2 separate regions of the Homo sapiens genome follow, and region 1 is linked to region 2. A link is a loop called in an ENCODE intact Hi-C map of the cell type or tissue named here. Cell type or tissue: heart right ventricle. All regions are shown on one strand.

Evidence for each region. Peaks named below come from ENCODE experiments on the same cell type or tissue, not always from the same donor. Only the 100,000 strongest peaks of a DNase experiment are listed, where the experiment ranks them.
Region 1: it touches region 2 in a loop (2.4-fold over the local background); 12 of 110 quality-filtered maps call a loop at or near these places.

What each region holds. Positions count from the first base shown.
Region 1 is chr18:35,078,696-35,086,695 of GRCh38, reverse strand. All of the region lies in intron 2 of MAPRE2 (microtubule associated protein RP/EB family member 2), which reads right to left. Among named protein-coding and RNA genes, the nearest start is that of MAPRE2, 41 kb to the right of the region's middle. In heart right ventricle, no CTCF peak of the experiment used is centred here; a DNase peak (open chromatin) is centred at 3,136; H3K27ac peaks cover 6,646 bases.
Region 2 is chr18:35,129,335-35,137,334 of GRCh38, reverse strand. It overlaps MAPRE2 (microtubule associated protein RP/EB family member 2), which reads right to left. Exons shown (of 7, transcript NM_014268.4): 6 at 5,145-5,303. Among named protein-coding and RNA genes, the nearest start is that of MAPRE2, 92 kb to the right of the region's middle. In heart right ventricle, no CTCF peak of the experiment used is centred here; no DNase peak of the experiment used is centred here; H3K27ac peaks cover 3,851 bases.

The DNA.
Region 1 (8,000 bases), 51 kb after region 2:
ATTTTTTTTTTTTAAGAAAAACATTCCTTTTTTCTATGCTGCTTTTAGGAAATTATATGTAAAAATTGAAAGGTTCAAAGAGTGTTTGGAAATTTTTATAGATTAAGTTTTAGAAATTTTTATAGATTTTTATAGATAATTCTAAAAGGAAATATAAAGGAAAATGCAAGAGAACATATAAATCGTTTGGACTGGTGTTAGAAGTATCAGCTATACCTTTTCTATTTATAGTAGAATCTTGGGCTTGATAGATCATTAATCTGCTCCAATGTCATGACTTTCCATTTCAGTATATATACACTCATAAGAATTTCATTTTACATATATACAATGTGTATATAAAAATAAACATCATCTCTATATATAATCTTATTGATCGCCCATATATATGAGATACATATCTATATATGTATCTCATATATACATGTATATATATATCTTATTGGTGTCAAAAAAAGTCTCACAGCACTTTTCCAGAAATGCAACACAATCTGTGGAAAAACACATCAAGCCAGATTGGGTTCTGCCACAAACAGCTACTCAAATTGCCCATCTGATTTCCTCACAGGCCAAGGAACTATTATACAGAGATGCCTATATCACTGAGGGATTTAGTTACAACTTTTCACTTTCCATAATCTTATTTGGTACTGATGAAAGGTTAGAAGAAAAGCACAACAACCTCAATTAATTGGACACATCCATGTGATCATACTCTTCATGATGTGAATCATTACAGGTAAATGATTTGTAAAAAAGCTTATTATCTCAAGCTAGTATCAACAAAGAATGGGAAGGCAGGAAACAGAAAACTATGTTGGCCTTTGGATCTGAGCCTTCTCATCTTGAATGAACAGTGACATGTCGTCACACTCTGCTAAGCCAACAGTATTCTTATGTGCAAAACGTCAGTGTTGGACTGATCTCTGGTCTCTAAAATTAGATGATTTTCTAATTCTCAGTCTGTCACCAAGTTCTCTTTTAAGGGATACTTGATATTTCTGCTAATTAGGAGACAATGATGCTCATCTTCATATGACCAAGATGTTTGCCAGTGCTCTTGCTTCTAGCCATCACTGGCTTTTGTCATAGTTAATATAAGAGGAGACTTACTAATAACACTGCTGCCTCTGGTGGAATATTCCTGGGGGCACACACACCCTTTCCAGATTCAGTTCTGGTGACCCTATCTTCCATGTACTTCTCTTTGAGATCTTGACATTAACAAACTCAGTAACATAGCCATATTTTCTATCCAGTAGTTGAATATTAGCAATGAAAAATCTCCTTCATATTAGATTGTTCATACGCAATAATCATAAAGTCATCCCAGCTTTATTTTGGCATTCAGCTCATCATTCCTTGAACTGATGTTCCTGCAGAACTGCAACTATTACCTAAGCCCAAACCTCGTGTTGAAGGAAGCATTCCCCTTTGGGAAATCAGGGCTTTACTAAAGAGGAAAGTGAGGCTGCAAAATACAAGGTTACATATTTCCAGCACATCAGCAGAAATCTCTCTACCTACAGAAATACATGCTGTAAGGAGTTTAATGGCAATTGTGAAATAATGCTTTGAAATATTAACATTTTAAAGGAATTTAAAATCCCAAAGTTCAACTGTATCATTCTAATCTAACAAAAATCTGATTAAATTAGTAGTAGCTTTTTGTTGTTTTCATAGGCATCCTTCACATTCCTGGCATGGAGGAGCAGCTTGAAAGCTTCAGTTACCACAGTATTATTTCAGTCTGTTAAGGGGAACTTTGGACACTGTTTACCTTACCTGCCCCGAGCCACAAATGCCAAAATAAAGATCAAGAGTTCAGAAATCCGGTTTCAACTGAGATTGCTCCCTTGAATTCCCATGGTCCTCAGCTGAGCTTCCTGCTTCTCTCCACTACCTGACATTGTCAGAAGCTTTTTATTCCTATTGTAAATAAGTCCAAAGACAAGTAGCTTTCAAACTGATCCCATGTAGAGGAAAAGGAGTAATAGCCAGCAGGAAGATTTCAACTCCTACAGACACAGAGGCGGCTTATGTGAACTGAAGAGAGTGCTGAAAAGCACCCCATCTTTTCCCTTGAACACACAGAATAAACTGTTGAAGGACATTTTCATCTCTTTTCTTGTACAGGAAAAGAAATAAGCTAGTAATAATCATTCAGGCAGAGAGGCAGATTTTTAAGAGCATCAGCAGATTAATTAAAAGGCCTTGTCAAATCATGTGATTGGTCTTTTATCTGATAAATGCCCTCAGTTTTTCATTAATTCATATGATCTTAAAACCTTTTTAAGAATCTTATAGGCCTGCACCAAACTGCAGTTAAAGGTGCCAGTATCCTCTGTTTATAACCTGCTTTCAACAAGAACCAAGAATACTTTTTTAAAAAGTAATGTTATTTTATTTATTATTTTTTTTTGAGATGGAGTCTCACTCTGTCACCCAGGCTGGAGTGCAGTGGCACAATCTTGCCTCACTGCAACCTCCACCTCCCAGATTCAAGTGATTCTCCTGCCTCAGCCTCCCAAGTAGCTGGGATTACAGGTGTGTGCCACCACACCGGACTAATTTTTGTATTTTTAGTAGAGACAGGGTTTCACCAAAAAGTAATGTAATGTTTAAATCTGAATTTATTAAGAAGCCTGCAGAACTACATTAAATGTTAGGCCTGCTGTAGAGAAAATTGATCAGATATTAATATTACTGTAACAAATTGATTTTAAAAGTGCTTCTTCATAGAAACATCATGGAAGAATAAAGAGTATTTTCTACTATCTTTCAAAAGGAAATTTCAATGGAGTAAAAACCTATATAACAAATAGCCCTTGATTAAGATTTAGGTATCAACATTTTTATTAAAAAGTAAATTTTAGAAAATAGAGATTTTACTGGCAAGTAAAATATCTCATTGGTTTCAGATTTCTTTTCGTCTGCTGATTAATGGTGCAGTGGCCAGCGCTCAGTTTCATGCCTAGATTCTAACACCAGTGATTTCTTGTAGGATAATGTGCTCATCAAATTTTACCAAAATAAGGTGTCTGACTTGGTAAAATATGATTTGGCTTCTCCAGAGGAGCCAAGAAGGAAGAAGTAGGAGAGGCACTGGGAGCACAGGGCAGGAATGGTGTGCAGGACAAAATGTCACTGGCTTCCAGGGAGGCTGATACTGAAACTGGCAGTGCGATGTCTCACAGGCTAGAGTCTGAGAGTGGAGCTAAAGTTAGAATTTGACATTCCAGATAGAGGAGCAAAGGGGACATAAAAAGCTTTTACTACAAATGAAAAACAAGTTCGAAAGTTACATATGAAACCCATTCTGAAGAAGTCAGTTTTCTCATTAGGGTCATGAAAATAGAAAGTTTCATAAAGCTCTAATATCATGGGATATAGCTTCTCCACATGTGCACTCACGTATTCTCACACACTTGTATTACCCTTCTACTTTAATGGACAAAAAGGTGCTTTATTTTTTAAAGGATTGATTAAATATGTAAGGTCAAATTTAAGGTAAGACTTAAATTTAAGGTAAGACTTAAGAAGAGCTTGAGTAGAAGGTAAGAATCTGAAAAGATATGAGATCTTATCTAATTTTTGTAGTCATAGGTCACCTCTAAAGAAATGCCCATCTGTAGGTGGCATGGAGAGATGTCACTTTGTTTATTTAGCAATGTTAAACAAACCAGCAAATACTTATTGAGGAATATGACCTTAGTCTTAATAAGAACCAAGTAACTTAGTCTTGAGAGTCTGGAGAAATACACATGGAAAAACAGCAAAAATACAAAACAACTATAAGTGCTAAACTGTATGGCCTAGATACATAAATATTAGTAATATTTATAAATATAGATACATAAATATTAGTTCCATACAGTTAGTTCAAAGTCTGCCCAATAAAAAAACAACAAAGAGTAATCAGTATTATCAAACACATAAAATCAAGCCAAACTTGCATGATCATTTCAGTCCCCAAGGAGCTTAACTCCGAATGCTGAAGACTTAAAACAAGTACTCAATGAGCGTAAGGCTTTGTAAAGGTCTGATCATTGAAAAGAGAGAGAGAGCTCACATTTTGTTGAATGTGATCAGGAAGAATAGGGCAAAGTGGCATTTGATATGAATTTCAAAGGAGATACTCCAAGCAAAGACAAGGAATCAGGGCATATAAGTGAAACGTGCGTTTGAGGAAATACAGGTTATGGGTAGGGAGGCTGTGGGGATAAATGTTGGAAAGGTGGAATGCAGCTAGATTGCTCAAGGCTTTAAATGCCAGGAAAAGAAGAAGCTTAACTAATTTGGTAGGCAAACCAATGCTGATTTCTGGGCACAAACGTCTTTAGAGAATGCCATTTTTAAGTTCTAATTTTCAGAACGTATGTATTTTTTTTTTTTTTTTTTTTTTTGAGACGGAGTCTCGCTCTGTCGCCCAGGCTGGAGTGCAGTGGCGCAATCTCGGCTCACTGCAAGCTCCGCCTCCCGGGTTCACGCCATTCTCCTGCCTCAGCCTCCCAAGTAGCTGGGACTACAGGCGCCCGCCACTACGCCCGGCTAATTTTTTGTATTTTTAGTAGAGACGGGGTTTCACCGTTTTAGCCGGGATGGTCTCGATCTCCTGACCTCGTGATCCGCCCGCCTCGGCCTCCCAAAGTGCTGGGATTACAGGCGTGAGCCACCGCGCCCGGCCCAGAACGTATGTATTTTTAGGTCAAATTAAATTGCAAGTAAGAAACCTAAAGCTGATCCCTTTCCCCATTTTCTCAGAGAATTTCTACTGAACCATTACCCACATCATACTATCAACAGTTATACAGGCCAGGCCACTACATGAACTCTATGTATGGCAGCCCACAGAGAGGCTTTTAGTATAAGGTAAAATATACTGGTATGAGTGGACCAGCGCAAACCCACGGTCCACGTCTACACAATGCGCCCCTTTCTCAAGTTGCTCATTTTGAGGCTGAGGTCACTATCCCTGGCACTAGAGACTAGAAGCTCCAGGATTCTTCCCCAGATTTCAGCCATTTCACCCTCTCCCCAAGACTTGCAGGTGAGAACTCCATACTTATGGCCACTCTCCCCAGTCCAGTCCTCTAGCTTTCATCTACACCAATAACATCCCCTATTACCACTTTCCAGAGGAGGATGCTCCTTCCCCGGCAGCTCCCTGAAAAGAGTCCCGTCCAGAGAAAGCCCAGAAGGCCAGGTGTGGCACCAAAGGAAGCCTCCAGCAATTACAGACAGAGAGGAACTCACATTCAGGCACCACATAACATTCGTGCAGACTGTGATACTAACAGAATATTGTTCTTTATGAGTTGCTTTCTTTATATTTCCCAGGTTAATCCCAAAATATACTTTGCTTTCTAGGTACACTCTAGTATCAGAAGGATCCCAAATCAGTTTGAAGAATGCACAGTATTTACTTCAGGGATTCAATCATATGACCACAGTAGAAATAAAAGAATGGAATAATTTTTGGAAAAAAAAAGAAGCAGGAAAAGATTTCTGTGAGGTTTTTAAATAGTAGATTTTAACACAATTCTGCGCAATTTTAAAGTTGATGTACATCTTTTCATTAAAATTTGGCTCCTTCTACACTTTTGTAAAGTTCTTCCATGAGCTGTCATACAAATGTAATCTAGAAGAAATGAAAATGGAGAACGATCCTCCTCATGCAGAATGCGAAGAGAAACTGCAGGAAACAGGACTCGCATTAGTTTCACATTTATATGCTTCTCATGTCAAATAATTTGGTCATAAAAAGCTTATGAGTATTAATATTTGGGTAAGAACACACCCTTGGGAGGGAGGGGACAAACACAGGTAATTTGCTATTTGTCAGAATTACGTAATGGTTTCAGGGTGGGAAAAAAAAAAACGCAATCTGAAAAATGATGGTGTCTTTACGAGTTGCCAAGCAATTTCATTATTCTGTTTCCAGGTATGCAATTCTAACATGCCCAAACATTTGACAGTGATTTCTGACACTCCTTTTTAATAGTGTCTACATGTCTGATAAACTAGAAATTTAAAAACACAATTCAGAAAAAAATTGGTTAGGAAAAATGTTTTCTTTTGAAGAGCAGAAGAATTTGGAGATGTTTGGCTTGATTATCTTAACTGTGTAGAAACCAGATGCCTGCTAATATTTCAGATGTTTCCATGTACAGACTGCCCATTAGTGCCCTACACTGAATGATGGCAAGACAGGCTGGACGTGTACCTTTCTCCAGGGGCCTTTCTCTGCCTTTGCTTCATACTCAGGTAAGCTGAGAAAAAGGAATTTGCTCTCTCTGAATAGACCTGTCAGGGAGAACTTTGGTAGTAAAGGGATAGGTCCTAACTGGATATGATCTGTGTTGTGTTTTGTATAGTGGTGTATCCTCCAATCCTAATCCACCACCTGACACATTGCAGGTACTCAATAAATATCTGCTGACTGCAGGAATAAATAAAGCAATGTGTAGAATATCAAAATGATATCTAAATGGTAACTTTCCTCAAAATCACCATCTTCTTCTCCGTCTGAATCCTATCCATATTAAAATCCTAGTTTGAATAGCATTTCAATTCAATTCAACTTCATAAATATTTATTGACCATCCACTAAATTTGAATGACTGTTTGGCCAAAGACCCAAACAAGGGTAAGACAAAAAGCTTTTCTAGATGGAAATAATCTTTCCTTTCTTTGAATACAGCACTTATTACTTGAAGTATTACTGTCCCTCTTTCGCTGCCTTGAATTTTAATGTTACAGATGTCTTACACATGCAATGTACATGCACAAAACACTGCAACTTCTTTTTGCCTTGATCAAACTTTTTGTCTAAAATGTCCTTTCGTCCTCTTTTATACTTGAATAACTTCTCATTCTTAAAAGCTTAGTCAAAACATCACCTCCTCTACGAAGCTTTCCTGTTTCCAACACAAAATTGTTTCACTATACTGGATACAGAAATCTAACAGGGATTTGACTTACATTTTAATTAGTTCTCTCTCCTGGCTGACTGGTGAGTAAATCTTTAAGACTGGGGATGATGTTCAATTCATCTTTCTACTTCACTAGCACAGTGTCTGCTACCATACCCACTGGCAGATCTAGAATGGCTATATGGAAAAAGTTCAGGAGCTGCAATCTGGCTGGAGTTGGGAAACCAGACATGGGAATGAAGGGATAGAGCTGGATGGGAAATCGGTGTCTACTCTTAAATGTTGCATTAGTAAGTCCTTTTACGTAAGACTAAGAAACCATCAACTTTTCATATTAAAGAAGGGGTTGGAGAAGTACTGATGGAGCCTCTTAGCATGGCTACTGCAATACAGGTTTATTGAACTGGATTAAATACATGGAAAACAGTGATAACTTGATAAGTAAATCCTTTGTGGGAACCAAGCTTGTAAGAAAATTATCCTAGGAGATGTTGTAATTTCCTCAATAGCATAGAAAGGAGGAAATAAGGATGTGTAGTTCTCTCAGGTACAAGCTTGTTCAAAAGCTAGCCTGGGATAAAAATAAGAAAAGGACCATATTCTTGGGATTCAAATGTAGACAGTGCAGAGACATGCACATGCAAATGTCTAAGGAGGCATCATCCTGGTTGTTGTTTCACTGGCCAAGAATTATCCTGAGAGAGCTGCAAAGTTCCTCCATGGCAGGTGGCAAAATTTCAGAGCCACCTCATCTTGCTTGGAGGGAAAGAAGTTAGAGGAAGAAAAGGAACAAGGAGAACAATCAGAGAGAACAGGCGGCTCTTTCCCCACTCTACTTGCAGCAGGTGGAGAAGGAAGAACTTCATAAGACTAGGAGCAAATGTCTCTGTCTCGTTACTTTTGGTAAGAAAGTTCTTGATGATGATACCATTGGGACACACCCTTGTCATTAGTAGAATTACCAGATATGTCTCATTTCTTCAAGTAGAATGTAAAGGATGGAGATAAAGACTTTCTTTCTTTTCTTAGAGGAGATGCTTAAAGGACTTCTGCTAAATGGATATG
Region 2 (8,000 bases):
CTATGGCTCTGAGGCTTCCAGATGCCCAGGGCAGCTGCTTCTCATGCACATCCAGCTTAAATCTCAGTCACAGGACCCCTCTGTGATGTCATGCATCTGCAGGAACTGTGGACCCCAGACAACTCTCACTGGGAAATACCAGCAAAGCTCCCAATTTATCAATGGATTGCTCATGCTTGGCCTGCAAGTTAAGGCAGTCTGAGAGTCTGGCAGAACACATCTGTAATTCTGGGGTGTTACAAATCACAACTGAGAGCTCACAGCCCACACAATGCTATTGCAGGCTCACAGGAAAAAACAATCTTTTTCTATGCCTTATACGAGAATGAAGAACTTAAACCCATGTCTAAGTAGGAGGCCAGGCAAAACCTATACCAAATATGAGACTAATGCACCAGAGCATCACCTAATAATTCTAATATGTGCGTATCAATCTATTCACATCTTTCCGTTGAGCTGTGAGTGATTGTAAGAAAACTATCATTCTTTAGTTTCCTTATAATCATTAGATAGAGAGGCAAACTGGAAGATGGTATTGAAGAAGGCTCTAGGCCACTGTGGGAGGAAAATGGGGGCAAAGGAGAGAGGAAGGCCCATCAGGAAGCTCCAACAGCTCCTGGCTTCCTAGCTGTGGAAGGCACCACCCTGCAGCCTTGTCTCCTGCCACCTTGCCAGCTGTGGCTGCTGGTCTTTCTTCTCTGCTTTGCTCATGCAGTTTCTCCCTACCTTAGCTCTAGAGCTGTTGATGTTCCCAGTCACCCTGTAACATCCAACACAAATGCCATCTTCGCTGTGAAGTCTCTGCGTGGTCCTCCAGGCGGCTTTTATCTGCTCCCCACACAAGTTTATTTATGTCCCCATTATCACATTTGTCATCATCTGACACATATTCCAGTTAGTCATGTCCCTGTCTGTCTCCCTTACTGGGACTGGGAGCTCCTCTGAGGTAGGGTTGGGTCTTTTTCTATAGCCAGCACTTAGTCCAGTGACAAGAGGCCCTCCAGTGACAGAAGCACAGCCTGTCCCTGCAGGAAACAAGTAACTGTTCATAAGCTGGTGCCCTTCAGCTGACAGAATCCACAGGGAGCAGGTAACCAATGCTTCAGCCCAGACTCCTGTGGCTCCAAGTTACGTATCAGGGGAAAACATAATGAGAATAAGTATCTGCTCTGGAAACTTCCATTAGGTCTCTACAACTGGGAATTGAACCACCTCTGTTGATTTTCTGCTCAAAACTCCCACCTGGATTTTCACATCTTCCAAACACCATATTCTGGGATGGCTTAAATATAACAATCAGAGGCCAATCATCACAAAATAAGAGTGTTAAGTAATCACTCAGGGGAAGAGATCTCCCCAGCAAATACTCCTACCTCAAATGTCAAAGCAAAGCATGTCCATCTATGTTTAGCTGAACAGCATGTGCTGCAACCTGGCCTTCTAGCTCCAGGAGGGCTCTGGGAAAGGCAGACCACCAGGCATCTGTGCCATCTCAGCTCTGTACACACAGCTGTACCAACAGCATCATGAACAAAGTGCTGGCACTTCCTCCCAGACGCCATGTACATCATCCCTGCACATGGGTGCAAATCTACCCATCACACAAGTGTGGGGCTGGCCAGAAAACAGGACACAATGTCAGGGGAAAGCACAGTGGGGCAAAGGCAGGATTCCCAGAGATGGGGGCAGTGGTGTATGATGGCATCGTAACCACTAAGCACATTGTTTTTCAAAACCGTTGCTTTTCCAGACCATAGACATAGGGGAAGGCAGGCAAGGGTACAGCTTTAGGAAGGCTCACTCCCCCAGTGTAGGACTGGCTATGTGCTTCTGGGTGGTTCCAGAGAAACCAGATTCCATATTCTCAGGAAGAAATGAAAATGCTTGGAGGCTTTAAGATATCTAGGATGATTTCTTGGACCTCTGGGAGGTGGAGTGCTAGGGGGCAGAAAGGAGAGTATCTAGCTGCTCCTGAGCCTCTCGGCAGAGTCATGCATGCACAGGATATGGAAAGCACCCAGCACGGCATCCAGGCCCACTGCAGCCTTCCTTTTCTTTCTGCATAAAAACCAAGGTTTAAACAAATGGGTCTTGTCACATTCCAAATAAGGACACCTGGCATATTCCAGATCAAACGGCTTACTCTCTGTAGAAAACTCAGTATAGCCTGATGTGTCTCTTTTGGAGTTTTGCAGACACAAAGTTGCAATAAAAATATCCTGGAACTAGAAAAATTAAGCCAGTAACTGCATTTGAACATCTTGCTCTGGTAACCCACACATGCAATTTATGTTAAGGCTGTTTTCTCTGCCAGATTCAACTGCCTGGTTACTCTGAGTAATTCTCTTCTTGAATTTTGGGTACTCCCCAGCATATACTTACAGGGCAATGCCTCTGTCTCTTTCCCTCTCTCTTCCTTCCCTTAAAGCTATTTGATGATGTCAGCGCAGTGCCAGAGATACAACAACAAAGTGGGTTTAAAAAAGTTACAAACTGGCTAGAAGAAAACTGAAGTTCTTTGTGGATGCTCATTTAAAATCAGATGAATGCCCCGAAAAAGAGGCCACAACTAGGCTTTCGAAGGTGAAAATCAACAAAACGAGGTAAGGGGAGTTATTTAGAGAAAACCCACGTAAAAATTTGGAAACTTTCTTCTTCACACACAGGGCGTGTTCAACTGAAGACTGTCAAGTAGACAGTTAATCTTGAGGCTTTCCCCAACTAGTACTATGTTCGTTTCCTCCCTGCTCCATGGTACCCACCACTCGGCGAGGGAGGTAACTCAGTCCTTATGATTTTAGCCTCTGAGTTAGATAAACCTGGGTTCAAATCCTAGTGCTGGAGCTTATTAACTATGAGCCATTGGGTTAGTAATTTCATCTGTAAAATGTAGATAAGTAATTACTCACCTCACAGGGATGTGGTTAAGGTCAGTAATCTACGTAGTAAATGAATACAATCCCTAGCACATGCTAAATGCTCAATCAGTATTAGCCATTACTACTGTCATAATAGCACTTAAAAGGTGCCTCAGACTTGGAGAAGGGAGAACATAAACTCAGGATTCAGATTTCAGGGTTCAAATGGAAATTATTCTGCTCCTAGACTTGGGAAAGTTATTCAACCTCTCTGCTGCCTTAGTTTCCCTCATCTGTACAATGGGATGACAATAGCTACCTAATAGGATTCTCTAGAGAATTATAGGAGCTAATAAGCTAATATACGTCAAGTCCTAGACCCTTCTACCTCAAACCCCAACCAGGTGTCTCAGAAGAGGTGTCTGCTAAACTTATTATTTAGTCTTAATGAATGATGAGGCCTTAAAGTGTTATTTCTTCTTGGGGTGCTTGCATTTTAGTTGCATGTACATTGCAGGAATGGCTCTCTGAATCCAGATGGTGGCAAGGTGGTGCTGGGATGTATGTGTGTGTGGGGTCGGGTGGTGATGGGTATGGCAGAACAGAAACTGAGTGCGGTCATCTAGGTAGACCCCCTGGAAATCACACCCAGGAGGCAAGGGCTCTTGCCTGAGGCTGTCCACCTATCTTAGCCGGGAATTCAGTGGACCTCTCCAACACTTCATTTGGAGTTCACTGTCAGACAGTGCTCCTGCACATGGACTCCCTCTTGGGACAAAATCTGGCATGAGGTTAGACTCAGGGTTTCCCCGTTTGAAGTGCAGGGCTGGGAAGAAGATTTGATCCTGCACGCCGGCCTTATTCCCACTAGCAGGCGTTATCGCAGACAGCAGCGCCATTCACTCAGTCTCATGGCGCTGTGGAGATCTCAGCTGATTTAGCCTCAAATAAGCTTGTGAAGAGAATAACCATAGTCCATCTAGTGCTTACAGAGGGCAAGCACTCTGTACACACAGGACGTCATATATGTGACACTGTGGCAGCTGCAGACATACTACAAATCAGTCTCTGGTTTATTCCATCAGATCTGAAAATACTGAGAACCGTATTTTATGAAGCCATCATGGAAACCAGGTGGATTATCAGGGCTTCAAATTCTGAGCTATTGATAACCAATAAATAATTTAAATCAAAATATTTGGAAGAAGTGAAAAAAAAAAGTGATAAAGAGCTTCCAAACCACAGATACAGTGCCTTACAGTTTAGGAGAATTTCACTGCTAGTATTTTGAGGCATAAATGGAGTAAACATTTGCCTGGGATTCAGCTGGAATAAGAGAGTAAACTTGCTGATGGCTTGCTATGTCCTATAGAAATATCAACACATACAACTCCACTGGAGGCCCTCAGAACATCACAGGCTCAGAACACCCAGAGACCGGGACACTTCCACTAGCATCAGCCTGGCATAAGAGAAGCTGGACACCCCAACCCCTCAACTTGGCTCTGTGGAAGGTGAAGCCACATCAGGCTCCCACCTCCACCTCTGGCTGCTGGGCCTCTCTCTCCTGGCACTGGCAGACCCGGGGTGCCTTGCCTCAGTCTCTGCCATGCATCCTGCCCCGCTTTCTCTCCTTGCTTCCTAGATTCTTATTCCTCCTCCATTTCTCACATCTGCTTTTCATCACCCTGACACAGCCACATCCTGGGTCTCCATCAGCACTTGTGAATAGCAGCACTTGTGAATAGCAGCACTTGTGAATAGCAACTCTGGTGGCAGCTCCTCCCCATAAAGGAGATGGGCATGTGGCTGTCCCACAGCTCTAGTCTGTCCTGGCAATGAGTAACCAAGACAACCAGCTACGAAATAAAAACAGTCAATTATGGGGCTTCTGGGGATGGGAAAAGCATCTAGATTATTTTCTCCTTTAACTACACTCTGTACTTGCATGAAGAAGGAGGAATCCGTATACAAATTCTTAATGCTCATTTGCTCAGAGAGCTGCAGACCACTTGCAGTTTGGCTGCATAAGCATATTTTTCTGTCAAAGCCTTCCCCACCCCACCTGTCTCTTCCCAGATTAATTTATGACTGCCTGTCCCACAGGCATGGGTCAATAGATCATGATGATAACGATGTTTATTCCTTTGGGACTATCAGGTGCACTTGGCTGAGCAGTAATTCTCATTGAGGTCCTGGGGAAGTATTCTAAGGAGTGCTGATCTACTGTGTTTTGACCAAGAGAGTCATTTTAGAACACAGGAGTCACATGCTCCTCACACTTACGTGTTCTTCTGAAGCATACAGGATGTCCATTAGTCTCTGCACGAGGTCATCATTTTCCTGCCCGTGTTCTTGGCAGAGTAGCTCGATCTCTCTCAACTTCCCAAAGTAGAAATCCCTTTCCTTTTCCACGCCTTCAAGGGCAAGTTTTAATGAATGTACCTGCAAGGGAGTGAGAGTGAAGAAAAAAAACCACCCAAAATATAGTATAAGACATGACCAGCAATTCCTGTGAATAAAACCCAAAAGAGAGAGAGAGAGAGAAGCAGAAATAACCAATGTGTAAGTCTGAGGGAGAAACAACAGGGCTGTTGTCTGGAGCTTGACCCTGGGCCAAAACGTCCAATTCTCCACAGCACTCTGGTCATTCCCTTCAGGCAACTGAGCGTTTATTAACCAGGGACAGAGTGGTCTTTCTGCTTGTGCGGTTCCCCGCAGGCTGGAAGTGAGCTTTCGTCTCCTGCTAACATAGGCTGGAACACATCTTTCCTCTAACTTCTTACTATGGTCTGAAAGTTTGTATCTCCTCAAAATGTGTATGTTGAAATCCTAACACCCAAGGTGATGGTGTTAGGAGGTGGGGCCTTTGGGAGGTGGCTGTCATGGGGTTAGAGCCCTTATGAATAGGATGAGTGCCCTGATAAGAGGCCCAATCGAGCTTATTCATCCTTTCAGCATGTGAAGACAGTGAGAAGGTGCCATCTATGAAGAATGGGGCCTCAAGCAGACGCTGAATCTACTGGCGCCTTGATCTTGGACATCCCAGTCTCCAGAACTGTGAGAAGTAAATTTCTGTTGTTTATAAGTCACCCTGTCTACAGTACTCTGCTCTAGCAGCCTGAACAGACTGAAATACTTGTTCATCTTCTGCAGGAAATGGAGAATGGGAGGAGGAAAGAGAAGCAGAACAGAGAGGCTGTAAGCATGGCTATTTAGTTTTATGTTGAGGACTCTCCGTCCCTTAGATCACTTACATGGAAGCCACGCTTAGCTAGACCCTTTCACAAATGATACTGAGCCACATTAGACAAACGCTCTCCAGGGAGAAACTGAGGGTTCGTGACACGAGGAAAACTGGGTAAGACCCAAAGCCTGGCTGAGTGGATCTGTCTCAATTTCTCTAGTTCGGGCTTTGGGTACGTCACTGGGAAGGCAGGAGGGCAAGGAAGGCCTATTCCCTCACCACAGTAGCCCTCATTCCTCTTTCTTCCCCTCGATCCTGGTTCAGAGTTTCCAGGGTTGTGCAGCTTCTCAGGGTGGCTACAGAACAGTCCAAGTGAAGGGAGGAGGCAGTGGTCAAAAGAGGGTCCAAGAACTCGGACACCCAGAGCTAAAGAAACCCTCACGGGGTTGTGACTAGATCTGGTTTCAAATCTCAGTCTACCATAGTCCCACAGGCGCAGCAGCTACACTCAGGCCCAAACTATTACCCCGTTCCTGGTCTCTGAGGATCCCCATTTGTTTAAACCCTTCGTTTATTTTTATGTAGGGTATATGCTTCAGGTGGTAAATTAAGTCTTTCATGGCCCTCCTTAGGTAAAATCTCTCTGTCATTACCTTAAAAATCACCCCTAATAGAATTTCAAAAAATTACATTTGGAATGCAAATTTCCTCCTCTCTCCTTCTAATAATTCTGGGCCTTTGTGTATGCTTTATCCATCTGGAATTACTGATTCATTCAAACACACACTGAGCCCATGCAGTGTCCATCCTCTTCCTGTGCACCTGGCAAACCATATCCATCCTGTAGATTCAGGGTTACCCTCACTGACACCCCCATGTGGCTGCTTGCAAAGCAGTGGAGAACCAGTTTGCTTTTAACTCATTTCTATTAATACTATAGCTTGCACATTTGTAAGATGTACAAAAAAACTGAAGGTGACCAGCTTAAATTCCAGAAAAAAGAAAACTCTTATTCTAGAAATCCTTTCCTGCTTTAAAACAAACCAACCTCTCCCCAGGTTTGGACATAAAATCCATCTCAACCCTGTGCTAGTGCCAGCAGATGGATCTGTGGCAGCTTAGATGTGCCACCCCCCCCCAGCCCCCTGTACCAGGCAAGGACACATCCAACCCACGAAAATAGGTCTGTCTGGCTCCCTAGGGCTTTGTTCTGCACAATGAACACATAGCTGAGGCTTTTCCAGACAACCCTTTAGTGCAAATCAGGCTTCAGTGATATTCCACATGCATTAGGTAACAGCTGCCACTACCAACATTCCCTAGTAAAAACCAACACTAGCTAACTTACATGATGAAAGATCAATTGGCAAGCAAAATTCCACTGTCATAGTCCCCCTCACAAAGACCAATGCCAGCCTCATCCCTCTTGGGTTATGGCAGATGCTTAAGCAATGAAGGAGATGCTGTAGATGATCTTAGAAAATGAGAAGCAGCACTCTTCTTACCATTCTTCCAACTCCTCCCAGTGTGGCCATAGACTGCAGGTTCCTGCAGGCCTTGCTGTTTCAGTGATGGCTATAGTCTCTGCCTGGGCTAATCGACACCCATCCGTGGCCCCACCCGCGCTCCGAGCGAAGACCAACCTACTTCCAGTTGGCTAATCCACTGACTCCAACCCACTTCTGGGTGGCTAACCCACTATACAGAACGAGTCCCTAATTACTTTCTTTATGACTTTTCCTAAATCTTTTGATTCATTTCTATCATGGGAATGGTCTAGCATAGTGGTACTTCTGTAGTGCATCATGGGAAATTGCCTGAGAAAATGCAGGAGGCCAAGCAAATGAGACTCCTCTAAGTTTATGGCACTTGTCTCTTTCTCAGTGATGACTGTGCTTCACCCTTCAGCATCAGGGTCTCCCCTCAGCCTCTCCTCGCCCGAGTGTTCTTTGTTC